2 separate regions of the Homo sapiens genome follow, and region 2 is linked to region 1. Evidence: read pairs that join two places in POLR2A ChIA-PET (ENCODE). Cell type or tissue: OCI-LY7. All regions are shown on one strand. Links, peaks and the distances in the headings refer to the core of each region. The heading gives the core; the rest is flanking DNA. Region 1 overlaps KIF9-AS1 (KIF9 antisense RNA 1). Region 2 has its middle 14 kb from the start of PTPN23.

What was found. ChIA-PET counts read pairs that join two places held together with the same protein. Peaks named below come from ENCODE experiments on the same cell type or tissue, not always from the same donor. Only the 100,000 strongest peaks of a DNase experiment are listed, where the experiment ranks them.
Region 2: POLR2A ChIA-PET joins it to region 1 with 11 read pairs; 7 of 35 experiments call an interaction of 5 or more read pairs at or near these places.

The regions. Positions count from the first base shown.
Region 1 is chr3:47,168,153-47,184,509 of GRCh38, reverse strand. It overlaps KIF9-AS1 (KIF9 antisense RNA 1), which reads right to left. Exons shown (of 7, transcript NR_033373.1): 2 at 15,114-15,341. Among named protein-coding and RNA genes, the nearest start is that of KIF9-AS1, 12 kb to the right of the region's middle. RefSeq lists an enhancer at 8,701-8,760. In OCI-LY7, for the core only: no CTCF peak of the experiment used is centred there; a DNase peak (open chromatin) is centred at 8,689; H3K4me3 peaks cover 1,772 bases; H3K27ac peaks cover 3,285 bases.
Region 2 is chr3:47,358,540-47,374,896 of GRCh38, reverse strand. No RefSeq gene overlaps it. Among named protein-coding and RNA genes, the nearest start is that of PTPN23, 14 kb to the left of the region's middle. RefSeq lists an enhancer at 11,351-12,550. In OCI-LY7, for the core only: no CTCF peak of the experiment used is centred there; no DNase peak of the experiment used is centred there.

The sequences.
Region 1 (16,357 bases), core at 5,028-13,027:
AAATAATAATAAGAAGAAAGGGATCCCAGAGAGTGTCTGTTTCTGCCATATGAGATACAGTAAGAACATAGTAGTCTGCAATCAGAAGAGGGCCCTCACCAGAACATGAACATGCTGGCACCAAAATCTCAGACTTCCTAGCCTCCATAGCTATGAGAAATAAATTTCTGTTGTTTAAGCCACCCAGTCTATGGTAATTTGTCATAGCAGCCTGAACCAACTAAGAGTTGTGTGAACATATTTGTAATAGCTGCTTGGAAGTATTTGTATGCTAGGCCAGGTGTGGGGGCTCCCGCCTATAATCCCTGCACTTTGGGAGGCTGAGGTGGGTGGATCACTTGAGGCCAGGAGTTTAAGACCAGCTTGGCCAATATGGCGAAACCCCATTTCTGCTAAAAATACAAAAATTAGCTGGGTGTGGTGGCGCATACCTGTAATCCCAGCTACCTGGGGGGCTGAGGCACGAGATTCATTTGAACACAGGAGGTGGAGGTTGCAGTGAGCCGAGATTGTGCCACTGCACTGCAGCCCAGGAAACAGTGCAAGATGCTCTCAAAAAAAAATAAATAAATAAATAAAAGGCCCGGCGCGGTGGCTCACGCCTGTAATCCCAGCACTTTGGGAGGCTGAGGTGGGCGGATCTCAAGGTCAGGGGTTCAAGAACAGCCTGACCAACATGGTGAAACCCCCGTCTCTACTAAAAATACCAAAATTAGCCGGATGTGATGGTGTGCACCTGTAATCCCAGCTACTCAGGAGGCTGAGGCAGAATTGCTTGAACCCAGGAGGCGGAGGTTGGCAGTGAGCTGAGATTGCACCTTTGCACTCCAGCCTAGGCGACAGAGTGAGACTCCGTCTCAAAAACAAACAAACAAAAAAAAGTATTTGTTTGTCTACTAAAGTCAACATCTGGGCTCTTCAAAGGCAGTTTCTATTACCTGTTTTGTTTTCTCCTGTGTATGGATCACACTTTCATGTTTTTTGCTCATCTTGTAACTTCGTGTTACAAAGTGGACATTTTAAATAATATATTGTTAGGCCGGGCATGGTGGCTCACGCCTGTAATCCCAGCACTTTGGGAGGCCGAGGCGGGCAGATCACGAGGTCAGGAGTTTGAGACCAGCCTGGCCAACATGGTGAAACCCCATCTCTACTAAAAATACAAAAATTAGCCAGACAGAGGTGGGAGTTGTAGCTCATGTGAGTCAGGGAACCAAGTTCCAGCCCAACTTGGTCTTCTTCATACCCTGTTCCATGATTATGACTTGATAAAAAAAAAGAAAAATATAAATCTTTTTTTTTTTTTTTTTTTTTTGACAGAGGAGGCTGAGGCAGGAGAATTGCTTAAACCTGGGAGGTGGAGGTTGCAGTGAGCCAAGATCATCCCACTGCACTAAGCCTAGGTGACAGAGCAAGACTCTGTCTCGGAAAATAATAATAATAATAACAATAATAATATATTGTAGCAAGTCCATGTCCTGATCTCTATTCCCACTCTCTCCCACCCACCACCCTCCCCTCTAGACTTTTGCTGTTGTTTCCTTGTTTTCTTCTGTTAACCAAAAGGAAAAAAACTGAGGAAAAATTAACTAAGTACAGAGTCTGTTTGGGCCAAGTTAATGGACTACAACCCAGGAGCACAGATTCAAGTTGCCCTGAATATACGCTCTGATTAACAGCAGTTATAAGTGGGTTTTTAAAGGAATATAGAAGAGGCAATTTCTAAGTTGCTTATCAAGAATTTATGTTAGGGCCGGTCATGGTGGCTCACCTCTGTAATCTCAGCACTTTTGGAGGCTAAGGTGGACAGATTACCTGAGGTCAGGAGTTTGAGACCAGCCTGGCCAACATGGTGAAACCCTGTCTTTACCAAAAATACAATTACTGGGGCATGGTAGCATGTGCCTGTAATCCCAGCTACTCAGGAGGCTGAGGCAGAAGAATTGCTTGAACCCGGGAGGCGGAGGTTGCAGTGAGCCGAGAATGCAACACTGTACTCCAACCTGGGCAACAGGATGAGACTCTTGTCTCAAAAAAAATAAAAAAAGAATTTATGTTAAAGTAATATAAGCTATTGATTGGCTGTACATTGTTCTTTATATCACAAATTCCAGGAACAGGAAGATAATGGCTGAGGCTGGGCATAGTGGCTCACACCTGTATTTTCAGCACTTTGGGAGGCTGAGGCAGGTGGATCACTTGAGCCCAGGAGTTGAGACTAGCCTGGGCAACATGGGGATACCCCATCTCTACAAAAAATACAAAAATTAGGGCCGGGCACGGTGGCTCACACCTGTAACTCCAGCACCTGAGGTCAGGAGTTTGAGACCAGCCAGTCCAACATGGTGAAACCCTGTCTCTACTAAAAATACAAAAATTAGCCAGGCGTGGTGGCATGCACCTGTGGTCCCAGCTACTCAGGAGGCTGAGGCAGGAGAATTGCTTGAACCCAGGAGGTGGAGGCTGCAGTGAGCTAAGATGGTGTCACTGCACTCCAGCCTGGGCAACAGACTGAGACTCCGTCTCAGAAAAACAAAAGGAAAATTTGCCAGGTGTAGTAGTGCATGCCTGTAGTCTCAGCTACTCAGGAGGCTGAGGCAGGAGGATTGCTTGAGTCCAGGAGGTCAAGGCTGCAGTGAGCTGTGATTGCACAACTGCACTCCAGCCTAGGTGACAGAGTGAGACCCTGTCAAAAGAAAGATAAAAAAAGATAATGGGTGAGGCAGTCAGGAACCTACAGGGAAGAAAAGAAATAACAGGCCAGGCACGGTGGCTCACATCTGTAATTCCGGCACTTTGGGAGGCTGAGGTGGGAAGATCACGAGGTCAGGAGATTGAGACCATCCTGGCCAACATGGTGAAACCCCGTCTCTACTAAAATACAAATAATTAGCCGGGTGTGGTGGTGCACACCTGTAGTCCCAGCTACTAAAGAGGCTGAGTCAGGGCAATTGCTTGAACCTGGGAGGTGGAGGTTGCAGTGAGCCGAGATCACGCCACTGCACTCCAGCCTGGCAACAGAGCAAGACTCTGTCTCAAAAAAAAAAAAAAAAAAAAAAGAAAGAAAGAAATAACAAAATGCCTTTAAACCATTGTCCCCAGGCATGAGTGCAGGAGTGTGTGGCTGAAGTCCCATATTCATGTGTTTTTTTTTTTTGTTTTTTTTTTTTTGAGACAGGATCTGTCTCTGTTGCTCAGGCTGGAGTGCAGTGGCGCGATGTTGGCTACTGCAACCTTTGCCTCCCCAGCTCAAGCAATCCTCCTACCTCGGCCTTCTAAGTAGCTGGGACTACAGGTGCATGCCACCATGCCTGGCTAATTTTTTTGTGTTTTTTTGTAGAGATAGAGTTTTGCCATATTGCCCAGGCTGGTCTTGAACTCCTGAGCTCAAGTGATCTGCCCACCTCAACATTCCAAAGTGCTAGGATTCCAGGTGTGAGCCATGGCGCCTGACCACTCATGTCTCTTTGTGCCTGATAAGTTTTGCATACCTCATGTACCTCAGACTGCTCTGATTTTTTTTCTCATTTCTCTCTTTTGATTGAAACCTTTCTCTTCTGAAAGCATTGATGTTCAACATTTTAGATGTATGTTTCTCCCATGTAGCTGGGAAGGCTCATTCCCAGGTAACCTTGTTCCATGTCAGAGGAAGAGAGGAGAGGTATTGTGGCTTATGAACTTAGTGATGTCTCAATGCTGAATTGATTAACAAAAAAAAGAGACAGAGCAATGGGACCTTGGTCAGGCCATCCGCTTACAAGGAAGCTGCAGAATATTGGATTCTTTCTAAGCATCTAACTATCATAATTCATTTTCTGTTGTTGACCTTAGTTATCTAAAAGTACAAAGCATAATCAGCTTAAGAATAAAAAATATGATGCAAATAAGGACAATTATTGACAAAACAACTTGAAATCCAGGTCTGAAAAGTGTTCTTATTTCTAAAAGTACCAGGCCAGGTGCAGTGGCTTATGCCTATAATTCCAGAACTTTGGGAGGCCAACGCAGGAGGATCACTTGAGGTCAGGAGTTTGAGAATAGCCTGGGCGACATAGAAAGATCCTATCTCTATAAAATAAAAATAGGCCAGGCTCAGTGGCTCACGCCTGTAATCCCAGAATTTTGGGAGGGCGAGGCGGGCGGATCACGAAGTCAGGAGATCGAGACCATTTTGGCTAACGTGGTAAAATCCCGTCTCTACTAAAAATACAAAAACAAAATTAGCCAGGCATGGTGGCAGTCGCCTATAGTCCCAGCTACTCGGGAGGCTGAGGCCAGAGAATGGCATGAACCCAGGAGGCGGAGTTTGCAGTGAGCCAAGATTGCACCACTGCATTCCAGCCTGGGTGACAGCAAGACTCTATCTCAAAAAAATAAATAAATAAAAATAAAATAAAAAATTAGCCAGGTGAAGTGGCATCCACCTGCAGTCCGTTACTCATGGGGCTGAGGCAGGAGGATCACTCAAGCTCAGGAATTTAAGGCTACAGTGAGCTATAATCATGACACTGCATTACAGCCTGGGCAACAGAGCCAGACTCTATCTCTAAAAAAAATTTTTTTAAACAAATAAATGTAACCAAATAAATATTTCATCTATTCCTTGTACTAGTCTGAAAAATAAGGTATTGAAGATCTCTGCTGTTGAAGATGCCCACTGAGGCAGGGCTGCCTGATATGGTTCCTTCTAACATGTTGGAAAGAGTCCCCTATTTGATGTTTTTGTATTTAAAAAATCTCCAGGTTGGAGACTGTGATCTTTGATGGTCTTATATTCTGGGAGCTCACTGTTAAAATAATCCTTAGGCTGGGTGTGTGGCTCGCACCTGTAATCCCAGCATTTTGGGAGACCGAGGCAGGTGGATTACTTGAGGTCAGGAGTTTGAGACCAGCCTGGCCAATGGTGAAACTCTGTCTCTACTAAAAATACAAAAAATTAGCTGGGTGTGGTGGTGTGCGCCTGTAATCCCAGCTATTCAGGAGGCTGAGGCAGGTGAATCGCTTGAACCTGGGAGGTGCAGGTTGCAGTGAGCCAAGATCGCACTACTACATTCCAGCCTGGGTGACACAGCGACACTCCATCTGGAAAAAAAAAAAAGAAAAATCCTTCATTAATCCTTAATTTTAGTGAGAAGCTTACAAGCCCTTAGCAAAAACAAAGAATATCACCTTTAAGGAAAGCTGGTTCATAGGCTCCTTCATCCTAGGCACATGGACCTTCCCATTACTATTTCAAAGGGAGAAAGAAACCTGATGTTTTCCAAACCAGGTAGAATGTAAGTCAAGCAAATGGAAGAGCCTTAAGCCAGGGAAAGTTAAAAGTTTGCATAAGCTTTGCCAATTGATTCTTTTATTATCTGATTTGTGTTTTCCACCACTCTGGAAGACTAAGGGTGGTATGTACAATGGAAATGCTGATCCATCTTATTGATTGATTGATGGAGTTTTGCTCTTTCACACAGGCTGGAGTGCAGTGGCGCCATCTCAGCTCACTGCAACCCCTGCCTTCCAGTTTCAAGTGATTCTCCTGCCTCAGCCTCCCGAGTAGCTGGGATTACAGGTGCCCGCCACCACACCTGGCTAATTTTTGTATTTTTAGTATAGATGGGGTTTCACCATGTTGGCCAGGCTGGTCTCGAACTCCTGACCTCATGATCCGCCCGCCTCAGCTCCCTAAGGTGCTGGGATTACAGGTGTAAGCCACCGCGCCCAGCCAACCCATCCAATTTCAATCAGCTTTGATGACACAAGATAAGCTTTCTAGAGACTTTTATAATTTCTTACATTTTTTTCCCAATCTCTTTCTTTCCTCAACTTTCTATATCCATTCAGTTTTGTTTTGTTTTTTTTTTCCTGAGATGGAGTTTCGCTCTTGTTGCCCAGGCTGGAGTGCAATGACACGATCTGGGCTCACCGCAACCTCTGCCTCCCAGATTCAAACGACTCTCCTGCCTCAGCCTCCTGAGTAGCTGGGATTACAGGCATGCGCCACCACGCCTGGCTAATTTTGTATTTTTAGCAGAGACGGGGTTTCTCCATGTTGGTCAGGCTGGTCTCAAACTCCCGACCTCAGGTGATCCGCCTGCCTCAGCCTCTCGAAGTGCTGGGATTACAGGTGTGAGCCACTGCACCTGGCCTCCATTTAGTTTTATCTATCATTCTTTCTTATCCTTTCAACTTAAAATAATCTTTAGGAATCTCTAGACAAAAGTACTTTTCCTTTAAGAAAAACTACATTCTCATGCCTTCTTTATAATCTTCTTTACCAAAGACACATTTGGTTTTTAAATGCTGTGTACACAGAATTGTTTCTCTTATAGCTAGAAATTTTTTTTGTTTGTTTTTGAGACAGAGTCTTGCTCTCCCAGGCTGGAGTGCAGTGGCGCAATCTCTGCTTACTGCAGCCTCCACCTACTAGGTTCAAGCGATTCTCCTGCCTCAGCCTCCCAAGTAACTGGGATTATGGGATTACAGGCACCTGCCACCACTCCCAGCTAATTTTTTTATTTTAGTAGAGACGGGGTTTCACCATGTTGGCCAGGCTGGTCTTGAACTCCTGACCTCAGGTGATCCACCTGCCTCGGCCTCCCAAAGTGCTGGGATTACAGGCACGAGCCACCAGGCCCAGCCTAGTAGTTTTAATATATATATTTACTATAATTTTAACTTTTAGTAACCTAATTTCTAGTGAAAAACCTAGAAAGTAATTTTGAACTTTTTTGTCAATATTTGTAGATGAAAATTACTTCATAATTTTTTAAAGATGTTTCTTCCATTTTTATTAACAGATTGAAATATATTTAGCTTTGTTAAACCATAAAGACAACAAAGTATATAAGCTTAAGCTTAAAAGACTAAGTATCATTAATATTGATTAATATTTTATCCCAGAGCTTGGGCCACTAGCTGTAACCTGCCCTGCAGCTGGTAGGCCTAGGCAAGCCACTGTGCCTGGCCTGGTTACCTTTAGAAACACTTTTTTTTTTTTTTTTTTTTTTTGTGACAGGGTCTCGCTCTGTCACCCAGGCTGGAGTGCAGTGGCACAGTCTCGGCTCACTGCAGCCTCTGCCTCCCGGGTTCAAGCGATTATCCTGCCTTAGCCTCCTAAGAAGTAGCTGGGATTACAGGCATGCACCACCACACCTGGCTAATTTTTGTATTTTGAGTAGAGACAGGGTTTCACCATGTTGGCCAGGCTGGTCTTCAACTCCTGGTGTCAAGTGATCCACTCACCTCGGCCTCCCAAAATGTTGGGATCACAGGCGTGAGCCACGCCTGGCCAGAAACACTTTTCAGATACGGATTTCAGATTGTTTTGTTAATAATTGTCCTTATTTGCATAGTTTTTGCTTTTTGAGACAGGGTCTCACTCTGTTGCCCAGGCTGGAGGGCAGTGACACAATCTTGGCTCACTGCAACCTACACCTCCCAGGCTCAAGTGATCATCTGACCTCAGCTTCCCTAGTAGCTGGGGCTATAGGCGCATACTACCACACCCACCTGCCATTACACCTGGCTAATTTTTTATATTTTTTGTAGAGACAGGGTTTCTCCATGTTACCGAGCTGGTCTCCTGGACTCAAGCGATCTGCCCGCATCGGCCTCCCAAAGTGCTGGGATTATAGGCATGAGCCACTGTACCCAGGCCGTATTTTTTATTCTTAAATTGATTATGCTTTATATTTCTAGATGTCTAAAGTCAACAACAAAAAACTAAAAGATTAAATTGATATCTCAGCATTTTAACTTACTTAGAAATGACTCAGACACTTTATGATTATCTATTACATAATTTAACATAACATTACTTCAAGATACACAGTTCAAAGACATATGCATGCTATGGACATACATATGTCTTCAAAGGTCTCACCATGGTCACCTGTCCAGGTCCCAAAATATATATATATATTTTTGAGACAGAGTGTCACTGTGTTGCTCTGGCTGGAGTCCAGTGGCATGATCTTGGATCATTGCAAACTCCACCTCCCGGGTTCAAGTGATTCTCGTGCCTCAGCCTCCCAAGTAGCTGGGATCACAGGCATGTGCCACCACACCTGGCTAACTTCGGTATTTTTAGTAGAGGGGGGTTTCGCCATGCTGGCCAGGCTGGTCTCAAACTCCTGATCTCAAGCAATCCACCCACCTTGGCCTCCCAAAGTGCTGGGATTACAGGTGTGAACCACCACTCCTGGCCTGAACCACTCTCTTATGTGTCTCAGACTGCCTCTAATCACCAGGTAGCAGTAGGGTTCTCAAGTTATCAGGGTTACCAGTTCCTTATTTATGCCTTTCTGGATAAGTAAGTGTCCCTAAAATGTTCTTTCAGTGAGGAATGCCCTGTAAGTCTGCTTTGTGTCCTAGGCAACAGTCCTGACATCTCTGCAGTCTCTAGTCACCTAGACCAGCTGAATGGTTCAGACAGAGTCATTGTCTCATCTCTTCAGGGTAATATAATTCACCCTCATGCACTCTTTGGTTTTGAAATAACAGGAATTGGTCACAAATGAAAAGACAAGTCTGAATTATAAGAAATAGAAAGCAGTTGCAATTTCAAAGGCATGCTAGGTAGTTTTAGGCTATAAGAAGTGAAACCACTTGTATTAGTTCTTTCTTACATTGCTATAAATAAATACCTGAGACTAGGTAATTTATAGACAAAAGAGGCTTATTTTGCTCACGGTACTGCAGGCTGTACAGGAAGGATGGCAGCATCTGTTTCTGAGAAGGTCTCAGGAGGCTTTTACTCATGGTGAAAGGCAAAGCAGGAGCCGGCATTTTATATGGCAGGAGCTAGACCAAGAGAGAGGGTGGGGAGGTGCTACACACTTTTAAACAACCAGATGTTGTGAGAACTCACAAGGGGGCATGGTACTAAGCAATTCATGAGAAACCATCCCCATAATCTAATCACCTCCTACCAGGCCCCACTTCTAACACTGGGGATTCGACATGAGATTTAGTGGGGACACAGACCCAAATCATATCATTCCACCCATGGCCCCACTAAATCTCATGTCCCTCTCACATTGCAAAATACAATTATGTGTTCCCAATAGTCCCTCAGAGTCTTAACTTATTCCAGCATTAACTCAGAAGTCCAAAGACTCATCTGAGACAAGGCTAGTCCCTTCTCCCACCTCAGCCTCCCGAGTAGCTGGGACCACAGGCGTGTGCCACCATGCCCAGCTAATTTTTGTATTTTTAGTAGAGATGGGGTTTCACCATGTTGGTCAGGCTGGTCTTGAACTCCTGATCTCAGGTGATCCACCCGCCTTGGCCTCCCAAACTGCTGGGATTACAGGTGTGAGCCACTGCACCTGGCCTGGTATTTTACGTTTAATGTATTGTTAGATTTATCAGGCGTGGTGGCTCATGCCTACAGATGTGATTACAATCCTAGCCTTTTGGGAAGCTGAAGTGGGTGGATCACTCGAGCCTAGGAGTTTGATACCACCCTGGGCAACATGGCAAAACGCCATCTCTACAAAAACAAAAACAAAAAGAAAAAAACAACCAACCAAATCAAACAAAACAAAACAAAAACTAGCTAGGCGTGGTGGCTTGTGCCTATAGTCCCAGCTACTCAGGAGGCCGAGGTGGGATTCCTTGATCCCAGGAGGCGGAGGTTACAGTGAACCATGAGACTCGCTCTGGCCTGGGTGACAGACCAAGACCCTGTCTCAAAAAAAAACAACAACAAAAAAACAAGGCCGGATGCAGTGGCTCACGCCTGTAATCCCAACACTTTGGGAGGATGAGGCGGGCGGATCACTTGAAGTCAGAAGTTTGAGACCAGCCTGTCCAACATGGTGAAACCCCGTTTCTACTAAAAATACAAAATTAGCCAGGCGTGGTGGGGCATGCCTGTAATCCCTGCTACTCGGGAGGCTGAGGCAGGAGAATCACTTGAACCCAGGAGGTGGAGGTTGCAGTGAGCCGAGATCATGCCATTGCAGTCCAGCCTGGGCAACAGGAGCAAAACTCCGTCTCAAAACAAACAAACAAATATAGATATATAGATAGATGTGGGGGTGGGGGAGACAGTTGGATTCAATTTGCTAAAATTGTGATTAAACATTTTGTATCTATGTTAATGAAGGACATTGGTATATAGTTTTTTTCTTATAGCATCATTTTTTTTTCTTTTTTTTGAAACAGTTTTATTTTGTCACCCAGGCTGGAGAGCCGTGGCGCCATCAGCTCACTGTAACCTCAAACTCCTGGGCTCAAGGGATCTTCCTACCTTAGTCTCCCAAGTTGTTGGAAAAATAGGTGCACACCACCACACCCAGTTATTTTTCCAAATTGGCTGTATAATTTTGCATTTCCATCAGCAATGTATGAGGGTTCCACTTGCTCCAAATCCTTGTCAATATTTGGTATTTTCAGTTTTTTTTTTTTTTGAAATGGAGTCTTGCTCTGTCACCCAGGCTGGAGTGGAGTGGCATGATCTCGGCTCACTGTGACCTGTTGTTGACCAAATACACACATTGAAAAATGTAATTCAAGAGTGGGATATCAGATTCTTGGCTTATAACTAATGATCAAGATTGTACAATGAGCAATAGTCAGATTATTCCTTTCAATGGTTCTTATGGCATCTAAATTACTGATTAATCCATCAATCAATCATAAATTGTGATTAAAATTATCAAATGAATTTTCAGCATTGAAAACTGTTGTGTGAAACATGTCTAACCAGAGAAGTAACATCCTATAAACACTACTTTAGCTAAATTGTTTTAAAGTATTATAAATAAAGTGAATTTCAGAGTAAAAATAAGGTACGTTTTCTGAGCAATAATCAATAAGTTAATCCATAATTTCTTAATTTGCAAATTTGTTTCTTATTTCAGGATTTGGAATATAGTGTGAGGGTTTTGTTTTGTTTTGTTTTGTTTTTTTTAAGACGGAATCTTACTCTGTTGCCCAGGCTGGAGTGCAGTGGTGTGATCTTGGCTCACTCAACCTCTGCCTCCTGGGTTCAAGTGATTCTTCTTCCTCAGCCTCCCGACTAGCTGGGATTACCAGCGCGTGCCATGCCCGGTTAATTTTTGTATTTTTAGTAGAGACAGGGTTTTGGCATGTTGGCCAGGCTGGTCTCAAACTCCTGACCTCAGATGATTCGCCTGCCTTGGCCTCCCAAAGTGGTGGGATTATGGGCGTGAGCCACTGCGCCCGGCCTAATTTCTTAATAGATATCTAAATACATATGCATATACTTATTATGTATTTATTTATTTTTTGAGACATGGTCTTGCTCTGTTGTCCAGACTGGAGTGCAGTGGCGCGATCTTGCCTCACTGCAGCCTCCATCTCCTGGGCTCAAGCAATCCGCCCACCTCAACCTCTTGAGTAGCTGGGACTATAGGTGTATGACCCTATACCCAGCTAATTTTTTATTTTTAGTAGAGATGAAGTCCTGTTATGTTGCCCAGGCTGGTGTCCAACTCCTGAGCTCAAGTGATCCTCCTACATCAGCCTCCCAAAGTTCTGGGATTACAGTTGTCAGCCACCATGTCTGGCAAACTCAATTCTTTTTAATGACAGTATAATACTCCTCTGTATGGATGTTCCAAAATATATTCACCCATTCCCTTATTTATGAGCATTCACTTCATTTCTCCCACCACAAATTATACCATTAATTTGTACATTTAGTCTATGTACGAGTGCTTTTATTTCCGTGAACCAAAATTTTAGAAATAGAATTTGCTGGGTCAAAGGACGCACACACATAGTTGTTACGGAATAATAAATAGATATAAATAACATTCATTACATCTAGTGTAGACAAAATAACAAAACAAATATCTGTCCACTTACTAACTAGTTTAAGAAATACAAATTTACCTGTGCTCTGAGGCCTCCTGGGTGTCCCCTATATAATCCCTTTTCCTGTTCAGAAAGGAAAACCAAACCAAACCAAAACTATCCTAAAATTTTTCTTTACCTTTCTCTTGGTTATAGTTTTACCATATTTCTCAACACCATCTGTTGTTTAATTTTGACTCTTAAAACTTTACATAAATGGAAAAACATTCTATGCCTTTTATTTCCTGTTCATTATTATGTCCCCAAGACTTTACCATTTTGGTAGGCATAGCTGAAAATTTCAGTTATGGCCAGGCTTGGTGGCACATGCTTGTAATCCCAATGCTTTGGGACACCAGTGTGGGAAGATCACTTGAGGCCAGGAGTTCAAGACCAACCTGGGCAACATAGCGAGACCCTGTTTCTAAAAAAACTAAAAAACAATTATACATCAGCACCATAAGACAGGGGAAAAAAAAATCCAGGCATGGTGGAGTACACCTGTGGTCCCAGCTACTTGGGTGACTGAGGTGGGAAGATCGCTTGAGCCCAAGTGTTTGAGGTGATACTCCTGCCTCAGCAACAAATGCAAAACCCTGCCTTTTAAGCTGTTTAATAGTAGTTCATTATATATACTATAGTTGATAGACATTTGCCCATTTGCCAATACTGCTACAGACATTCCTAGACATGTCTTTTGGTGTATATTTGCAAGAGTTTTAATTTGTATATCTAAGAACAATTGTTGGGTTTTAAGATATGCCCATATGCAACTCTACTAGGTAATGCCAACCAACTTGTTTTCCAAAATGATTGTATCAATTAACACTCTGACCAGCACCCTGATTTCCCTGAAACAGCTTTTCAAATGTTTCCTGGACATTAATTTTTCCTCTTCTGAGGTATTTACCAATTTAAAAAGCTGGGTTGTCTTTCTCTTATTCACTTACATTAGTTCTATATATATCCTAGATCAGTGCTGTCCAAGAGAAATAAAATGGAAGTCACAAATGTGATTTTAAATTTTCTAGAAGCCACATAAAGAGGTGAAATGGTTTTTTGTTGAGACAGGATCTTGCTCTGTTGCCCAGGCTGGAGCGCAGTGGCATAATCTCAGCTCACTGCAAACTCTGCCTCCCAGGTTCAAGCGATTCTCATGCTTCAGCCTCCCAAATAGCTGGGACTACAGGTGCATGCAACCATGCCTAGCTAATTTTTGTATTTTTAGTAGAGAAGGGGTTTCACCATGCTGGCCAGGCTGATCTCGAACTCCTGACTTCAAGTAATCCGCCCACCTCAGCCTCCCAAAGTGCTAGGATTATAGGTGTGAGACACCATGCCTGGCCTTTTTTTTTTAAAAGAGACAGTCTTGCTTTGTGATCTAGGCTGGTGTACAGTGGCAAGATCATTGCTCACCGTAACTTTGAACTCCTGGGCTCAAGAGATCCTCCCACTTCAGCCTCCTGACTAGCTGGGACCACAGGCATGTGCCATGATGTCTGGCTAATTTTTTTGAGATGGAGTCTTGCTCTGGCTGGAGTGCAGTGGCGTGATCTCGGCTCACTGCAACCTCCGTCTCCTGAGTTCAAGTGATTCTCCTGCCTCAACCTCCTAAGTAGCTGGGATTACAGGCACATGCCAGCATGCCCGGGTAATTTTTGTATTTTTAGTAGAGATGGGGTTTTGCCATGTTGGGCAGGCTGGTCTTGAACTCTTGACCTCAGGTGATCTGCCCATCTCAGCCTCCCAAAGTGCTAGGATTACAGGTGTGAGCCACCGCACCCAGCCAATTTTTTTGTATTTTAGGTAGAGATGGGGTTTCATCATGTTGTCCAGGGTGGTCTTGAGCCCCTTAGTTAAAGCAATTCACCTGCCTGAGCCTCCCAAAGTGCTGGGATTACAGGCGTGAGCCACCATACCTGGCCTAAGTTTTATTTTCTTGTCCATTTTGCACTCTTTAAAACTGAAATGTATTCCCCCTGCCTCAGCCTCCCAAGTAGCTGGGACTATAGGTGTGCACCACCACAGCTGGCTAATCTCTTTTGTTTTTTGTAGAGCTGGGAGGGAGTCTGGCTATGTTGCACAGGCTGGTCTTAAACTCCTGGTCTCAAGCAATCCTTCCGCCTCAGCATCTCAAAGTGCTGGGATTACAGGCGTGAGCCACCATGCTCGGCCTTTTTTTTTGTATTTTTCTTTATTCTATTTTCTTCTGTTAATTTGGAAAAGCAGTTACCCTACATATTTTATCTTATACACTTAAAAGAGTAAAGGTTAAAGTTAATCAATATTTTTACCCACTTCCCAAACAATACCAGGACCTTGGAAAACTTCAACTCCAACCATCACTCCACTCATCCTGCTTCTAAATATATGACTTTGTTGTCCAGAGTATCAGTTCCATCTTGCTTTACCTTATTAACCACACAAATTACTTACTATTACTTTGTATGGTAAAAAGTTTTTAGTTTTAACCACTTATTTACTAATATTTTTATCATTCCTTCTTGTATAAGGGATCATTTCTTTCTTTTTTATAAAATTATTTACTATGTAAAATTAAAAAAATTTTTTTTCAGCACCTGACACTCCCAGTGTGGGCTGAGATGCTGAGGCTAGGATCATTTCTTGTTGGTGGCAAACTCCAGATTTTTTTGTCTGAAAATGTCTTGAAACAGATAACCTGGCTGAAATCCTGGTTTTATCATTTCTTAGTCATGTGACTCTAGATATGCACCATAACCTCTGGAATCATTGGTTTATTCATCTGCAAAACTGGTAATCTTGAGTACATTCATTCTCTGCTGGGTAAGACAAGTTTGGGAGGGAAGATGCACTGAGAAGCTCCTGAGCAGATGAGTTCTCTAGAAGAACGCCAAGATCCAAAGCAAAACAGAATAAAAGATACACCATAATCACCTCTCTGAATGTTTGAAAACTGTAGGGAGGCTGGGCGCCGTGGCTCATGCCTGTAATCCCAGCACTTTGGGAGGCTGAGGCGGGTGGATCACAAGGTCAGGAGTTCAAGACCAGCCTGGCCAAGATGGTGAAACCCCGTCTCTACTAAAGATACAAAAAATTAGCTGGGTATGGTGGCGCGCGTCTGTAATCCCAGCTACTCAGGAGGCTGAGGCAGGAGAATCGCTTGAACCCAGGCAGTAGAGGTTGCAGTGAGCTGAGATTGTGCCACCGCACTCCAGCCTGGGCGACAGAGTGAGATTCCATCTCAAAAAAAAAAAAAAAAGAAAAAGAAAATTGTAGGGAAGACAAGGTTAACACATATTGAAAAAAAAAATTACCTAATAACAATATTCCTGTATACTTGAGAGTTACAGTGCATGGTTCTTTTTAGTCAGTCTTTTCAAATCCAGTGAAATAGCTGCTTGTAGGAGTTTACAAAAGAGACTTTACAGAAGAGAGTGCCTGACTGGAAGTAATCAACTTGTTAGCCAACTCCAACAATCTATTTTTAACAGAAAAATCCAATGTGAACACTAAGAAAAAGAATTGGTATTCCATGGATGAGCCTGAAAAAAAAAGAAAAAGGAATTGGTAAAAAGGAAAAGTATTAATCAAAAAGTAAGCTTTTCAGAAGTAACAAAGTAGTTATTCATTCAACACTTGCTACCTACAGCCTCAAACACTATAAAATAGGAAAGACAGATTGCTTCTGCCTACAACAAACTTATAAAGTTGGTAAGATAGATATATTATGTAATTAAAATCTGTTAACAAAGCAATATGTAACAGAAAGATTATCTGTATAGGAAAAACAACTACAGAGTATAATAATACTATGTAGGAGGGTGCTGACTTGATACAAATAACATCTAATAGGAATTATAGGAGGTGGAGCTCAATGTAGGTTGTGCATTGTTTTCTAGATTCTTCTTGCCTTGTGTTGGGATGTGCAGAATGAATAGGAATAAAAATAAGTTGTAATTAGGCTGGGTGCGGTAGCTCATGCCTGTAATCCCAGTACTTTGGGACGCCAAGGTGGGTGGGTCACAAGGTCAGGAGATCGAGACCATCCTGGCTAACACGGTGAAACCCCATCTCTACTAAATATCCAAAAAATTAGCCGGGCATGGTGGCGGGTGCCTGTGGTCCCAGCTACTTGGGAGGCTGAGGCAGGAGAATGGCATGAACCCGGGAGGCGGAGCTTGCAGTGAGCTGAGATCGCACCACTGCACTCCAGCCTGGGCGACAGAGCGAGACTCCATCTCAAAAAAAAAAAAAAAAAAAAAAAAAAAAAGTTGTAATTACAGTAGTCCCCACCTTATCTACAAGGGATAGGTCCCAAGACCCCTGGTGGATGCCTGGAACCCTAAATATACTTTGTTTTTTCCTATACATACATACTTATGATGTTTAATTTATAAATTAGGCACACTAAGAGATTAACAGTAGTTAATAAAACAGTTATAACAATATAACAAAACTTATGTGAATGAGTAATTTATTCTAAATTATGCTGCCTTTATTCTGTATACTGACTAAATCTAAATCTTCAATTGTATTGAGCCTCATATATCTACCTAAA
Region 2 (16,357 bases), core at 4,861-12,860, 190 kb before region 1:
TGAAGTACTCCACTGGTCTCAGCCTCCTAAGTAGCTAGGACTACAGGTGTGTGCCACCATGCCTGGCTAATTTTTAAATTTTTTATGGAGAAGGGTCTTGCTATGTTGCCCAGGCTGTTCTCAAACTCTGGCCTTCAGTAATCCTCCTGCCTTAGCTTCCCAAAGTACTGGGATTATAGACATGAGCTACTGTGCCCAGCCACTAGACAGTCTTGAAGAGAAACAAAATGAGCAGACTTGTTTTACCAGATATCTAGGCCTGCTAGAAAGCTGAGTAATTGGGACAGTGTGGGTGTTTGTTCAGGAATGCAACATTAGACCCTCAGAACTGAACAGAAAACCCAGAAATAGACCCAAGGCATCCACATCTACTTAATGGACTCAGAGGTAGTATTGCAGGCCAGTGAGGAAGGATGGCTACTGAATAAATGATGCAGGCTAACTGGTCATCCATATGAAAAAAACAAAAAACAAAAAAACAAATTGGAGTCTGTTACAGGTTGAATTGTTCCCCTTAAAAGATATATTGAAGCCTTGGCATCCCCCACCAGTATCTGTGAATATGGCCTTATTTGGAAATAAGGTCTTTGTAGATATAATCAAATTAAGGTGAGGTCATACTGGATTAAGTAGGTTCTAATCAGGCCAAGCACAGTGGGGCTCACGCCTGTAATCCCAGCACTTTGGGAGGCCAAGGTGGGTGGATCACAAGGTCAGGAGTTCAAGACCAGCCTGGCCAAGATGGTGAAACCCCGTCTCTACTAAAAATACAAAAACTAGCCGGGCATGGTCGCAGGCGCCTGTAATCCCAGCTACTTGGGAGGCTGAGGCAGGAGAATCACTTGAACACGGGAGACAGAGGTTGCACTGAGCTGAGATTGTGCCACTGCACTCCAGCCTAGGCTACAAGAGAGACTCCGTCACAAAACAAACAAACAACCAAAAGCCAACTAATAGATGTATGAGGTATGAGGAAGGATAAAATTAGAAAATCACTATTTGGCAGCCATATTAATAATTCGACAAAAATCATCAATGGACATAAAAACCAGTAGACTTGAGAAATAAACTAATAGGGTAATTACACAGTCCATGGTATCTCCCCTAGATACTTAATAATCACAAAGGGAAAAACAGTAGCTTTATATGGAGAAACTTAGTAGACCTCATCTTACTCACGTGATGAAGTTTAATGTCACCAGCAATGAGAGAAATCTAGATCATGTGCCTTCTGGTATGATGCTCTGAGGACACAGTACCCAAAACGCATTACCTTAATCTAATCACGAAGAAACATTAGATAATCCCAAATTGAAGGACATCCTATAAAAGAACTGGTCTATCATCTCCAAAAAGTCAGTCTTATGAAACACAAAGAAATACTATTCTAGATTAAAGTATAAAGAAACATAGACATAACCTCTTTAGCATACTAAAGAAGTGTAACACATGATATGGGATGTTCTTTTTGTTCTGAGGAAGCGGTCCCCAAACTTTTTGGGACCAGGGACCGCTTTCATGGAAGACGATTTTTCCGTGGATGAGGGGCAGGGGATGGTTTCAGGATGAAGCTGTTCCACCTCAGATCATCTCTCATAAGGAGCACACAACCTAGATCCCTCACCTGTGCAGTTCACAGCAGGATTTGCACTCCTATGAGAATCTAATGCAGCTGATCTGACAGGAGGTGGAGCTCAGGTGGTAATGCTTGCCACCCACCACTCACCTCGGCTCCAAGGGACATTACTAGTATGAGTGATGAAATCTGAATAAAGTCTGTAGATTAGATAATGGTAGTGTTTCAGTGTTAATTTCCTGAATTTGACAGTTGTTCTGTGGTAATGTTTACATATAGGATAATGTTCTTGTTTTTAAGAAATATACACCAGGCCAGGTGCAGTGGCTCACATCTGTAATCCCAGCACTTTGGGAGGCCAAGGCAGGCAGATCACTTGAGGTCAGGAGTTCGAGACCAGCCTGGCCAACATGGTGAAACCCCATCTCTTCTAAAAATACAAAAATTAGTCAGGTGTGGTGGTGTGTGCCTGTAATCCCGGCTACTCAGGAGGCTGAGGCAGGATAATCACTTGAACCCAGGAGATTGCAGTGAGTAGACATTGCACCACTGCATTCTTGGGCAACAAGAGTGAAACTCCATCTAAAAACAAAAATGAAATATACACTGAAGTATTTAGGAGTAAAAAGGCAGTATTCTGCCCCTTACTCCCAAGTGACTTGGGGCTCAGGGAAGGGGAGGGGAGATATGTGTGTATATATGGGGGCACTGAAAGAAAGAGAGAGGGACACAAATGTCAAATGTTAACATTTGGGGAACTGGGGTAAAGGGTATGAAGAAATTCTTTGCACTATTCATGCAACTTTTCGATGTAAGTCTGAGATTATGTCAAAATAAAAAGTTAAAAAGAAAAACAGGACATCATAAAGAAAATGAACAGACAAGACCAAATTGGGAGAAGATATTTGTGAGACATAATCAAAAAAGGATTACCATTAAGGATATGTAAAAAAGTCTGATGAGTTCTCAAGAGAGACAAACAATCCAATGGACAAATGGGCACACAACTTGGATGGGAACTTACAGGAACAGCCAAAACCACATGGAAAGATGTCCAACCTCATCAGTAACCAGGAAAATGCAAACCCCAACTACACTGAAATGCCACTTGATAGTCATCAGAATGATGAGTATACATCTGTCAATAATAAGTGTTGGTGAGATGGGGCTGTAGATAGGGCTGTGAATTGGTGCCACCATTTTGGAAAACTGGCCTTATTTAGCCAAGTTGACACTATCAGCCCCTGTGACCTGCTGGGTGCCTGTATACCGTTGAAAGACTCCTGTGTACAGCACCAGGAGCTGTGTCAGAAAGGAATAGTCATAGCCACCCAAACAGGAAACATGGAGTCCTCCCCTGCTGCCATCTCCCATGTATGAGAATCCAGAACCACTGCATTACAGGTGGGGAAACTGAGGTGTGCGATGGGAAAGGGGCTGTCCAAAACACCACGTGGGCTCTGAGGGAGGGCCAGAAGAGAGGTTAGCTGTGGCAGGAGAAGTGGGGAGGAGGATAAGAGAAGGCAAAAGGGGGAAGGGGAGCTCTCTTGGTCTCACACTTGGCAGAGTGGAGGCCAGAGCAGGAAGCATCCCCATCTTATTCCTTCCCTCCCAGCCACCAGCCAGGATCCTAGAGGTCGGGGAGGGGCCTCTGAGGCAGCCCTCTTCCACTGGCCTAGAAAGCAGTGGGGACCTTCCCCGTCAGAGCAGAAAAAAGGCTGCTCAGTGGTGCAGCACTCCTCTTCCCTCCAGAGGGTCCCAGACCCTCCAGGAACTCTAGGAGCGCTGGGCACATTCTCCCTAGGAAAGGATCCAACATCCCGGGTTTGCAAATATTCAGGAAGGTTGGAAGCCTCTGAATCCATCCACAAAATCACAACCCTTCCCCAGCTCCCAGCCTAGGGGTTGGGGGGCCGGCGGCGGGGTGGGGGTGGGGGGGAGGGGGTCACTTGGCCAGCAGATGGCGCCAAGGCCACAGTGTTGCCACAACACAGCCACAATCCTGGGGTGCCTTTGGCTGCACAAAAACACACCCACATATTTAAAATCAGGGCTTTTTGTTGCTCAGGACCAGATTTAATTCTTATGCAAGTGGCCCTTTGGTACCAGTGTCTGTGAAAGGAAAGGTAGCAATGGAGAATTTATTCCTCTCCTGGCTGGTACAAACTCCCAAGTTCAGGCCACTGAAAGGAAGGAAGGGCCTCCGGGGCGGATGGGGCCTTCGGGATTGCCCAGGTACACCCTCCGAGGTTGTCTGGTGCCAGGCAGTGAGCTACAGCACAGCAGAACATGGTGGAACTTTGAGACATCCTCGCCTTTGCAGTGAGACCCTGCAGGCTGGCTGGGCAGCACCCTCTTGAGGGTGCCAAAGCCACTGGGTCAGGACTGGGATCACCTGTGGGACTCTCAGATGCAAAGCCTTCCTAGTCAAGGTCTCTGTCTCCATGGGTAATAGAGTGACTTGTATCCACCATTTGGGTTTTGGAACATCAGGTGGTGCCCCATGTGGCCCCACTGTGGCCACAGCCGCTTTCTTCACCCCATTCGACTTGTGCAGGCCGCTTAGGCAAGGGTTCCTAGAATCTGTGCCCGCCTCCTGGCTACTTCATTATAGCAAAGAGAAGCTGCCACTGAGGTCCGGGGCTTACACAGGCCCACCAGGGTTCTTTCATCACAGTTCTTCAGCCCTTGTGAAAGCTTTTTGCTTCAGCCATCTTCTCAAGGGAGGTGTAGAGGCTTTGGGGACATCCAAAAGGAGTCACAGGTCTCAGCTGCCTGTAGTGCTGGCTCTGTGCGGAGAAGATGGAAGTAATAACTGTGGAGCGGAACCACTCACCTGAAAGGGATCTTTCATCTCCTGCAGGTGAAGACTTTTCCCAGGGTGAGGTAGGGGAATCCACTTCCGGCTCTCTGCACCTTCCAGCTGTCACCCAACCTCAGGCCCCAGGGTCAAGTCCCATGTGGGTGGGTCTCGGAGAAAGCTCTTCCTGGGTGCCTGGAATCCTGCCCTCGCCTTCTGCAGCTCAGGCCCCAGCAGCCAAACCAACATCAGACTGCCGCTCCTCCTCTGACTGCCGCTCCTCCTCTGACTGCCGCTCCTCCTCTGACTGCCGCTCCTCCTCTGACTGCGAGCAGAGCAGCCTGGGTGTGTGACACTACCCTGGGGTGGATCCCCAGCACCTCCACTTACCAGCTCTGTGCCTGGGTCCTGTTTTTGTTGTTGTTGTTGTTGTTGTTTTTGAGATGGAGTTTCACTCTTGTTGCCCAGGCTGGAGTGCAGTGGTGTGATCTCAGATCACCACAACCTCCATCTCCTGGGTTCAAGTGATTCTCCTGCCTCAGCCTCCTGAGTAGCTGGGATTACAGGTGCTCGCCACCACGCCCGGCTAATTTTTTTTTTTTTTTTGTATTTTTAGTAGAGACGGGGTTTCACCATGTTGGCCAGGCTGGTCTCGAACTCCTGACCTCAAGTGATCCACCTGCTTTGGCTCCCCAAGTGCTGAGATTACAGGCGTGAGCCCCCGCGCCCGGCCTGCGTCCCGTTCTTAACCTCCCAGTGCCTTTGTTTCCTCATCTGCAAAATCGAGTTAATGGTAGTCCCCTTGTCTATGCTTGGCAGGGGTAAGAGCTCTGTGTTTGATAAGGGTCTCCAGTGCATCTCTGCGCCATGACTGCAGCAAAAGCCACCATACCTGAAGCTTCCCCTACCTCCCACACTGGCCCAGGTTGCCCATATTAGCTTTCTGTCTGCTTTATAGATGAAGAAACTGAATCCCAGAGAGATTGACTAAGAAGCAGTGGGGAAGCGGCAGAGGTGGGATTTGAACCCAGATCTATGGGACCCTGGAGCAGAGGAGGGGCTTATACAGCTGTACCCTGAAGCTGCTCTGGGTTGATTATCAAGCATAGGTTATTGAAGGGTTTTCATGTAGCTATAACGGAGTTTGATCATTTGAACTTATACCCTGTAAAGTCTACCTATCAAAAACACCTTTCTTCTACTTGAGAGCCTCCCACCTGAGTTCCCAAGACTGACTACTGCCTTCCAACCTCAAGTCTTTGGACATGTTATAGAGGCTTAGGGATTGACAGGATCATAAAGGCTACAAGGTTTTGTCCCCACCCCTCTCCATTGGATGCCTGAGCCCTATATTTATTGCATTCATGTTGCCAGTAACAGAAAAGCCCACTCAAACTAGTTTAAACAGTAAACTCCAGAGGCCCCCTCCACCTTCAGGCAAAGTGTGACCCAGCAGCTCAGCGATATCAGTAAGGATTTGTTTCTCTCTCTCCTCTGTGCCTTCTGTGCTGCTGATCTCATTTTAAGGGCAGCCCACCTCATATCCAAGATGTCGTCTTTGTCACATCTAGTCAGGCTCCCTTATTATTTCCAAGGAGCAGGAAATACCTTGGTCTGGTGCAGTGGCACACACTGGTAACTCCAGCAGTTTATGAGGCCAAGGTGGGAGGACTGCTGGAGCCTAGGAGTTTGAGATCAGCCTGAGCAACATAGTGATACCCTGTTTCTACCAAAAAATTAAAAAGATTAGCTGGGTGTGGTGGTGTATGCCTGTAGTCCCAGCTACTCAGGAAGCTGAGCAGAAGGATTGCTTGAGCCTGGGAGGTTGAGGCTACAATGAGCTAGGATTTTGCCACTGTACTCCAGCCTTGGTAACAGAGTGTCTGTCTCAAAAGAAAGAGAGAGAGAGAGAGAGAGAGAGAAGAAAGGAAACAAAGACAGAGAAGAAGAGGAAAAAGAAGAAGGAGGAGGAGGAAAGAAAGAGAAAGAAAAAAGGAAGGAAGGCAGGCAGGCAGGCAGGAAGGCAGGCAGGCAGGCCAGGCATGGTGGCTCATGCCTATAATCCCAGCACTTTGGGAGGCCGAGGTGGGCGGATCACCCAAGGTCAGGAATTCAAGACCAGGCTGCCCAACATGGCGAAACCCTGTCTCTACTAAAAATACAAAAAAACTAGCCAGGTGTTGTGGCAGGCACCTGTAATCCCAGCTACTCGGGAGGCTGAGGCAGGAGAATCGCTTGAACCCAGGAGGTGGAGGTTGCAGTGAGCCGAGATCGCACCACTGCACTCCAGCCTGGACAACCAGAGCAAAACTCCGTCTCAAAAACAAAAAAAAAAAAAAAAAAAAAAAAAGAAGAAGAAGAAGAGAGGGAGGGGAGGGAAGGAAGAAAGAAAGAGAAAGTGTTCTGTGTTCCCACCAAAAGTTTTGAGATGTATTCTAATTGGACCAGCTAATCACATGCATACCCTGAACCACATTAATGGAGGGATGAGAGGCACTGGTAGACTTCGGCTAAGTCTAGTTACTCTAAGTTCCACTCCTAGAACCATGCAGATCCTCAAAAGGAAATTGAGGCCCTATTCGAAGGGAAAAAAGGTAGGGGAAATAGATGCCGAAGAGGCCAAGCATCAGATGGCCCCTACAGTTTCCTATGATTTTCCTGCCAGTGGATTGTCCAGACATAGTTCAATGTTTCCCAAGCCGCCTCCGTCATGCTAGGCTGTAGCTGTTGTCAGGAGGCCTTTCCCATTGACATGTCTCCCTCTGAGAGTGCAATCTCTGATTCTGGCTCTGAGGCCACAAAAACATTCTGGTTGTCTTGTTTGTCGCAGCCTTTCAAGAGCCGGGAACTGAAACCTTGTTGCTCCTCTCCTCCAGGTAAATCTCCCCAGTTTCCCACTATTCTACATAAGACTTGGCTGTGTAATTTGAACACGTTTCCTAACTTTTGTTGTTATTGTTGTTGTTGAGACAGAGTCTCACTCTGTCATCTAGGCTGGAGTGCAGTGGCGTGATCTCGGCTCACTACAACTTCCGCCTCCCAGGTTCAAGCGATTCTCATGCCTCAGCCTGCTGAGTAGCTGGGATTACAGGCGCACACCACTATGCCCAGCTAATTTTTGTATTTGTAGTAGAGATGGGGTTTCACCATGTTGGCCAGGCTGGTCTCGACCTCCTGACCTCAGGTGATCTGCCCGCCTTGGCCTCCCAAAGTGCTAGGATTAGAGGCATGAGCCACCACACCCGGTCAACATTTTTTTTTCTTCTTTTTTTTTTTTAAGAGACAAGATCTTCCTGTCACCCAGGATGGAGTGCAGTGGTGCAATCATAGTTCACTGGAGCCTTGAACTCCTGGGCTCAAATAATCCTCCCACCTCAGCATCCTGAGTAACTGGGACTACAGGTGCATGCCACCACCCTTGGCTAATTTTTTATTTTTTTGTAGAGATGGGGTCTTGCTATGTTGCCCAGGCTGGTCTTGAACTCCTGGGCTCAAGCAATCCGCCTCAGCCTCCCAAAGTGTTGAGATTGCAGGAATGAGCCACTACACCCAGCCAGTTTCCTAACTTGTACAGGCCTCATTTTCCTCATCTGTCAATGCTGGGGGCAATCTAAGCTTCTCAAACTGATGGGGAGTCACATATTGGGAGTGCAGAGTCCCTGAACAAACACGCTACAGCATCTAAAGGCTTGATTTTACTGGAGTTTCTGCCCCACCGTGGAAATATTAATACAAAATGTTTCAATGTTAAAACAGTTATGGACAACTCAACAATAAAAAAACATAATAATTTGGCTGAGCACAATGGCTTACACCTGTAATCCCAGAACTTTGGGAGGCCGAGGCAGATGGATCACTTGAGGTCAGGGGTTTGAAACTAGCCTGACCAACACGGTGAAACCCAGTCTCTACTAAAAATACAAAAATTAGCTGGTGTGGTAGCAGGCGCTTGCAATCCCAACTACTCGGGAGGCTGAGGCAGGAGAATTGTGTGAACCCAGGAGGTGGAGGTTGAAGTGAGCTGGAATTGCACCACTGCACTCCAGCTTGGGCGAAGCGAGACTGTCTCAAAAAAATAATAGTAATAATAATAATTTTAAAATGTGCAAAGGACTTGAATAGGCATTTCTCAAAGATGATATGTAAATGGACAATAAGCACAAGAAAAGATATTCAACATCATTAGCCATTAGGAAAATGCAAATCAAAACCACAGTGAAATATCATTTCATACACACTAGGATGGCTGTAATAAAAAAAGAGGGGCAGACTGGGCATGGTGGCTCACAGCTGTAATCCTAGCAGTTTGGGGGCCAAGACAGGAGGATCATGTGAGCCCAGGAGTTCAAGACCAGCTTGGGCAACATAGTGAGATCCCATCTCTACAAAAAATTTTAATTAAAAAAAAATTAGCCAGGTGTCATGACATGCACCTGTAGTCCCATCTACTCGAGAGGCTGAGGTGGAGGATCGCTTGAACCTGGGAGTTCAAGGCTGCAATGAGTCATGATCAAGCCACTGCGCTCCAGCCTGGGCAACAGAGTCTGTCTCAGAAAAAAAAAGCGAGAGAGACAAATGTTGGCAAGGGTATGGGAATATTGGAACCCTCCCAGATTGCTGGCGGAAATGTAAAATGACACAGCCTCTGTGGGAAACAGTTTGGCAGTTCCTCAAAAAGTTAAACATAGAGTTACCATATAACCCAGAAATTCTACTCCTAGCTATACATTTCTGGATAATTGAAAACATATCTCCATACAAAAACTCATATATCAATATTCATAGCAGCATTATTCATAATAGCCAAAACATGGAAACAACCTAAATGGCTATAAACTGATGAATGAATAAATAAAATGTGGACTATTCATACCACAGAATACAGTTCAGCCATAAAAAGGAATGAAGTACTAACACACGGCAGAACATAGATGAGCCTTGAAAATACCGAAGTAAGTGTAAGAAGCCAGACACCAAATGCCACAGATTAACACGATTCCATTTACATGAAATGTCCTAAATAGGCAAATCCATAAAGGCAGAGTGGATTGGTTGCCAGGGATTGAGAGGAGGGGAACATGGGAGAATGACTGCTAATGGTACAAAGTTTCTTTTTGGGGCTGATGACAATGTTCTGAATTGTACACTTTAAAAGGGCGTATTTTATGGTACATAAACTTTATCTCAATAAAAAGAGTTCTATTGAACATTTTAAAAAGCTGGCTAGGGGCCTCATTTTCCTCATCTGTCAATGGTGGGGACAATCTAAGCTTCTCAAACTGACGGCGGGTCATGTATTGGGAGTACACAGTCCCTGAACAAACACATCCGCAGCATCTAAAGGGTTGATTTTACTGGAGTTTCTGCCCCACCATGGAAATATTAATACAAAATATTTCTTTTTTTTTTTTTTGAGACAGAGTCTCGGATCTGTCACCCAGGCTAGAGTGCAGTGGGGCAATCTTGGCTCGCTGCAACCTCCGCCTCCCGGGTTCTCGCCATTCTCCTGCCTCAGACTCCCGAGTAGCTGGGACTGCAGGCGCCCTGCCACCACGCCCGGCTAATTTTTTGTATTTTTAGTAGAGACGGGGTTTCTCCATGTTAGCCAGGATGGTCTCAATCTCCTGACCTCGTGATCCGCCCTCCTTGGCCTCCCAAAGTGGTGGGATTACAGGCGTGAGCCACCGCGCCCGGCCCAATACAAAATATTTCAATGTTAAAACATTTATAGACAACTCAACATAAAAAATATAATAATTTGGCCAGGTGCAGTGGTTCACTCCTGTAATCCCAGCACTTTGGGAGGCCGAGGCGGGCAGATCACCTGAGGTCAGGGGTTTGAGACCAGCCTGGCGAACATGGTGAAATCCTGTCTCTACTAAAAATACAAAAATTAGCCCAGTGTGGTGGCAGGCACGTGTAGTCCCAGCTACTCGGGAGGCTGAGGCACAAGAATCACTTGAACCCGGGAGGTGGAGGTTGCAGTGAGCCGAGATGGCACCACTGCACTCCAGCCTGGGCGATAGAGCAAGACTCTGTCTCAAAAAAAATAAAAAATAAAAAATAAAAAGCTGGCTAGGCATGGTGGCTCATGCCTGCAATCCCAGCACTTTGGGAGGTCAAGGTGGAAGAATTGCTTGAGCCCAGGAGTTTGAGACCAGACTGGGCAACATAGTGAGACCCTTGCCTCCTCAAAAAATTAGTCAGGCTTGGTGGCTCATGCCTGTAGCTACAGATGCAGAGCACCCAGCTACAGAGCGACAGAGCAGGACCTACCTCAAAAAAATAAAAAAAAAAGTTGCAGATGTATTGTGGAATAAAATGCAGACTCCGCATGGGCATTTTTAAAATACTTTTGTTATTTTTGTAAAACTGAAAGTTTATTATTTTGAAAGTTTTCAAATAATAAAAGCTAAAAGAAGAAACATAGAGATAAGCATACTTTAGTGAACGTTCTTTCAGATGCCCTAATAATGATATTGTTAGGATGTTGATTGGTGCTTAATTTTATATACAAGGAGTTATGCCTTAATCGGGGGTGGGTTGACATGCTATCTTCCTTGGTCTGCGCAATCCCCCTCTCTGCTTTTATTTTTATTTTTCCCACCCCATTTCCTATCCCATCCCATTTTCCATCCCCTCAACCTTTAATCTTTTTTTAAATACATACAGTGGCATGATCATAGCTTATGCCATGAGCTATGAGTGTCTGTTCTCACACTTGAGCCTCTAACTCCTAGGCTCAAGCACTCCTCCCATCTCAGCCTCCTGAATAGTTAGGACTACAGGTGTGTGCCACCATGCCTATCTAATTTTTTAATTTTTTGTGGAGATGGGCTCTTGCTGTGTTGGGGTCAGGCTGATGAACTCCTGGGCTCAAGCATTCTCCCTCTTCTGTCTCTGGAGTAGCTGGGACTATGGGCATGTGCCACGACACCCAGCCCTTTAATCATTCTTACTGGCATTTTGGGGGTGTTAGAAAATGTGTATCATTTCAAGAGATGAATTCTAATATCTATATATAAAGAGTAGTAAGTTACACATCTCTTCTTCCTAAAAGTGGCAGTCTATCAGAGAAGGGATAATGGCAGGGGCCTGGAGGGCGTGAGTGTTGGCAGGCTTGACAGTGGTGGCCCAGTGCTGTTGAGCTATGAGATTGTCACCCAGGCCTTAAAAATCTACCATGGGGATAATTGGGAAAGTCCCGTTTCCACTGCTGGAGGCCATCCCATTAGCTAGGTCGGTGAGTGTCTCAAGGGCCCAGGCTTGGGTAGGAGACAGTGGGGAAGCAGGTATTACCTGCCTCATACCTGTAAGGATGGCTGGCAGGAGAGAATGCCTGGCACAGGCACCAAGTGCTTGGTTACTGTTCGTTATTGATGTTATTATAATGTTTCTCTCACCTGAAGGTAAGACAAGATAGTAATCTTGGGCCTGAAAGCCAGCTGGCTGGTAAATTTAGAGCTTCATCCAGCGAAGTCTGGGGATCCAGACTATACTCAGGTCCTGGGCTTGGGGGAATATGCAGAGCTGTTTCAGAGGACAGACAGGAAGGGAACTGGTCTCACCAACACCTTTGGGGGTTTCCGGTTTCCCCTTCCTGCACTATTACCTCACGTGGCAGCTGAATACGCAGGGCAGGGATTCTTCTTCCTGTTTCCTCACACAGAGGAGGAAATTGAGGGACAAAGACAGGAAGTGACTTGTATTAGGCCGTTCTTGCATTGCTATAAAGAAATACCAGAGATTTGGTAATTTATGAAGAAAAGAGGTTTAATTGGCTCACAGTTCTGCAGGCTTTATAGGAAGCATAGTCCTGGCATCTGCTTGGCTTTTGAGGAGGCGTCAGGAAACTTGCCATCATGGCAGAAGGTGAAAGGTGAGCAGGCACGTCATATGGTGAAGGCAGGAACAAGGTGGAGGGGACGTGCCACACACATTTAAACTACCAGATCTTGTGGGAACTCAGAGAAAGAGCTCACTTATCATGAAGGGGATGGCCCAGGTCATTCATAAGGGATCCACCCCCATGATCCAAACACCTCCCACCAGGCTCTACCTCCAACACTGGGGACTACAATTTGACATGAGATTTGGTAGGGACATACAGTCAAACTACATCATTCTGCCCATGGCCCCCACAAATCTCATGTCCTTCTCACATTGCAAAATACAATTATGCCTTTACAACAGTCCCCTAAAATCTTATTTGTTTTTTGTTTTTTTTTGAGACAGAGTTTCACTCTTGTTGCCCAGGCTGAAGTACAATGGTGCGACCTCGGATCACTGCGACCTCGGATCACTGCAACCTCTGCCTCCCAGGTTCAAGTGATTCTCCTGCCTCAGTCTCTGGAGTAGCTGGGATTGCAGGTACCCACCACCATGCCTGGCTAATTTTTAAATATTTTTAGTAGAGATGGCGTTTCACCATGTTGGCCAGGCTGGTCTTGAACTCCTGACCTCAGGTGATCCACCCGCCTCGGCCTCCCAAAATGCTGGGATTATAGGTGTGAGCTACCGTGCCTGGCCTAATTTTATTTTTTTGAGACAAGTTCTTGCTCTGTCACCCTGGCTGGAGTGCAGTGGTGCTATCTCGGCTCACTGCAACCTCCACCTTCCAGGCTCAAGTGCTCCTCCCATCTCAGCCTCCAGAGTAGCTAGGACCACAGGCACATGCCACCATGCCTGGCTAATTTTTATATTTTTTTTGTAGAGTTGGGGTTTCACCATGTTGCCCACGCTGGTCTTGAACTCCTGGACTTGAGTGATCCATCCACCTTAGCCTCCCAAAATGCTGGGATTACAGGTATGAGCTACTGCTCCTGGCCTACTTATTTATTCATTTTAAAAATTGTTTTATCAACTCCCAAGCACTTAGACTCCAAAGTCTTAACTCATTCCAGCATTAACTCAAAAGTCCCCCAGCCTGACCAACATGGTGAAAACCTGTCTCTACTAAAAATACAAAAATTAGCCGGGCTTGGTGGCACGCGCTTGTAATCCCAGCTACTCAGGAGACTGAGGCAGGAGAATTGCTTGAACCCGGGAGGCAGAGGTTGCAGTGAGCCAAGATCGAGCCACTGCACTCCAGCCTGGGTGACAGAGCAAAAATCCTACTCAAAAAAAAAAAAAAAAAAAAAGTCTCAAGTCCAAAGTCTTAGCTAGAGATGAGTCCCTTCCACCTAGGAGCCTGTAAAATCAAAAAGAAATTATTTACCTCCAAGATACAGTGGGGGTATAGGCATTGAGTAAACATTATCATTTCAAAAGGGAGAATTTGGCCAAAAGAAAGGGGCTACAGGCCCCATGCAAGTCCAAAATCCAGAAGCCATTCATTAAATCTTTTTTTTTTTTTTTTTTTTTGAGATGGAGTCTCATTCTGTCACCCAGACTGGAGTGCAGTGGTGAGATCTTGGCTCACTGTAACCTCCGCCTCCCAGGTTCAAACCATTCTCCTGCCTCAGCCTCCCAAGTAGCTGGGACTACAGGCATGTGCCACCATGCCCAGCTAATTTTTTTTTTTTTTTTTTTTGAGATGGCATTTTGCTCTTGTCGCCTAGGCTGGAGTGCAATGGTGGGATCTCGGGTCACTGCAACCTCCTCCTCCCAGGTTCAAGCAATTCTCCTGCCTCAGCCTCCTGAGTAGCTGGGATTACAGGTGCCCACGACCACGCCCAGCTAATTTTTTGTGTATTTTTAGTAGAGACAGTGTTTCACCATGTTGGTCAGGCTGGCCTCGAACTCCTGACCTCAGGTGATCCACCTGCCTTGGCATCCCAAAGTGCTGGGATTACAGGCATGAGCCATCGCATCTTGCCTAATTTTTGCATTTTTAGTAGAGATGGGGTTTCACCATGTTGGCCAGGCTGATCTTGAACTCCTGACCTCAGGTGATCTGCCCACCTCAGCCTCCCAAAGTCCTGGTGTTAGATATGAGTCCTAAATTTCTCTTCAAAGAGTCAATATGTCAGTATGTTCCATTCTTTGCCTTCTACTTTTAAACTTAACTTCCTCATAAAGCAACCTTTTTCCATCACCTGCTCCACCCTGACTCATTCCGATTACCTGCTCCACCCTGACTCATTTCAATTACCTGCTCCGCCCTGACTCATTCTCCACCCTGACTCATTCCATAACCATTTTTCCTGCCAAACCACTTACCTCATCACTCTCTTTAAATTAGCCAATCAGAATTAGTTTAGCCTGTGCAGTCTAACCCTAGCCAATAGGGGAACAACACAGCAGCAGGAGAAATTCTTCCCCTCCCTTGCCCAGGTTTGCACTCACCATTGCTCCATCTGTGAGGGCGCACCCTTCTATAGAAGTAAATTGCCTTGCTGAGACGAAAAAAAGAAAATTTTATATTCAAGTGCTATTTCTTTTGCTGCACCAAAACTTTATAACACTGGGATTACAGGCATGAGCCACTGCGCCCAGCCCATTCATTAAATCTTAATGCTCCAAAACAATCTTCTTTGACTCCATATCCTGCATTCAAGGCACACTGGTGGGAAGGGTGGGTTCCCAAGGCCTTGGGCAGCTCTGCCCCTGTGACTTTTCCATGCTGAAATTGCAAGCCATTGGTGGCTCTAACATTCCTGGGTCTGGAGGATGGCAGCCTCCTTCCAACAGCTCCACCAGGCAGTGCCCCACTGGGGACTCTGTGTGTGGGGTCTAACTCCACATTTCCCCTTGGCACTGCCCTAGTAGAGATTCTCTGTGAGGGCAGTGCTACAGCAGCAGGCTTCTGCCCAGACACCCAGGCTTTCCTCATACATCCTCTGAAATCTAGGCGGAGGCTGCCAAGCCTTCACTTTTGGACTCTGTGCACCCACAGGATTAACATAATATGGAAGCTGCCAAGGCTTACCACTTGCATTCTCCAAAGTGAGACTGCAAAGTGGCAGCAGCTTGAGCTATACTTGGGCCCCTTTGAGCCCTGGCTGGAGCTGGAGTGGTCAGGATGTGGGAAGCAGTGTCCTGAGGGTGTGCAGGGCAGCAGGGCCCTAGGCCTGGCCCATGAAATCATTCTTCCCCACTAGGCCTCAGGGCCTGTGATGGGAGGGGCTGCCACAAAGGTCTCTGAAATGCCTTCAAGACCTTTTCCCCATTGTCTTGGTTATTAGCATTTGGCTCCCTTTTAGCTATGCAAATATCTCTAGCAAGTCGTTGTGCCACAGCCTGCTTGAATTCTCTCCTTGAAAATGGGCTTTACTTTTCTACCACATGGCCAGGTTGTAAAATTTCCAAACTTACACATTCTGCTTCCCTTTTAAATATAACTTCTGCCCAGGCATGGTGGCTCATGCCTATAATCCCAGCACTTTGGGAAGCTGAGGCAGGTGAACTGTCTGAGGTCAGGAGCTCAAGACCAGACAGACCAACATGGTGAAACCCTGTCTCTACTAAAAATACAAAAAAATTAGCCAGGTGTGGTGGTGCATGCCTGTGATCCCAGCTACTCGGGAGGCTGAGGCAGGAGAGCTGCTTGAACCTGGGAGGTGGATGTTGCAGTGAGCTGAGACTGCACCATTGCACTCCAACCTGGGCAACAAGAGTGAAACTCCATCTCAAAAACAAACAAATAAATGAATAAACAAAAAATATACATATGTTCCAACTTTAAGTCATTTCTTTGCTCCCACAGCTGAGTATAGGTTGTTAGAAGCAGCCAGGCCATATTCTGAGTGCTTTGCTGCTTAGTAATTTCTTCTGCAATACCCTAAATCAAACTTCCACAGATCCCTATGGCATGAACACAATGCAGCCAAGCTCTTTGCTAAGGCATAACATGCGTTACTTTTGCTCCAGTTACCAATAAGTTCCTCATTTCCATCTGAGACTTTGGCAGCCTGGACTTCATTGTCCATATCACTATCAGCATTTTGGTCACAGCCATTTAACCAGTCTCTAAGAAGTTCCAAACTTTCCCTCATTTTCCTGTCTTCTTCCAAACTCTCCAAACTCTTTTTTTTTTTTGA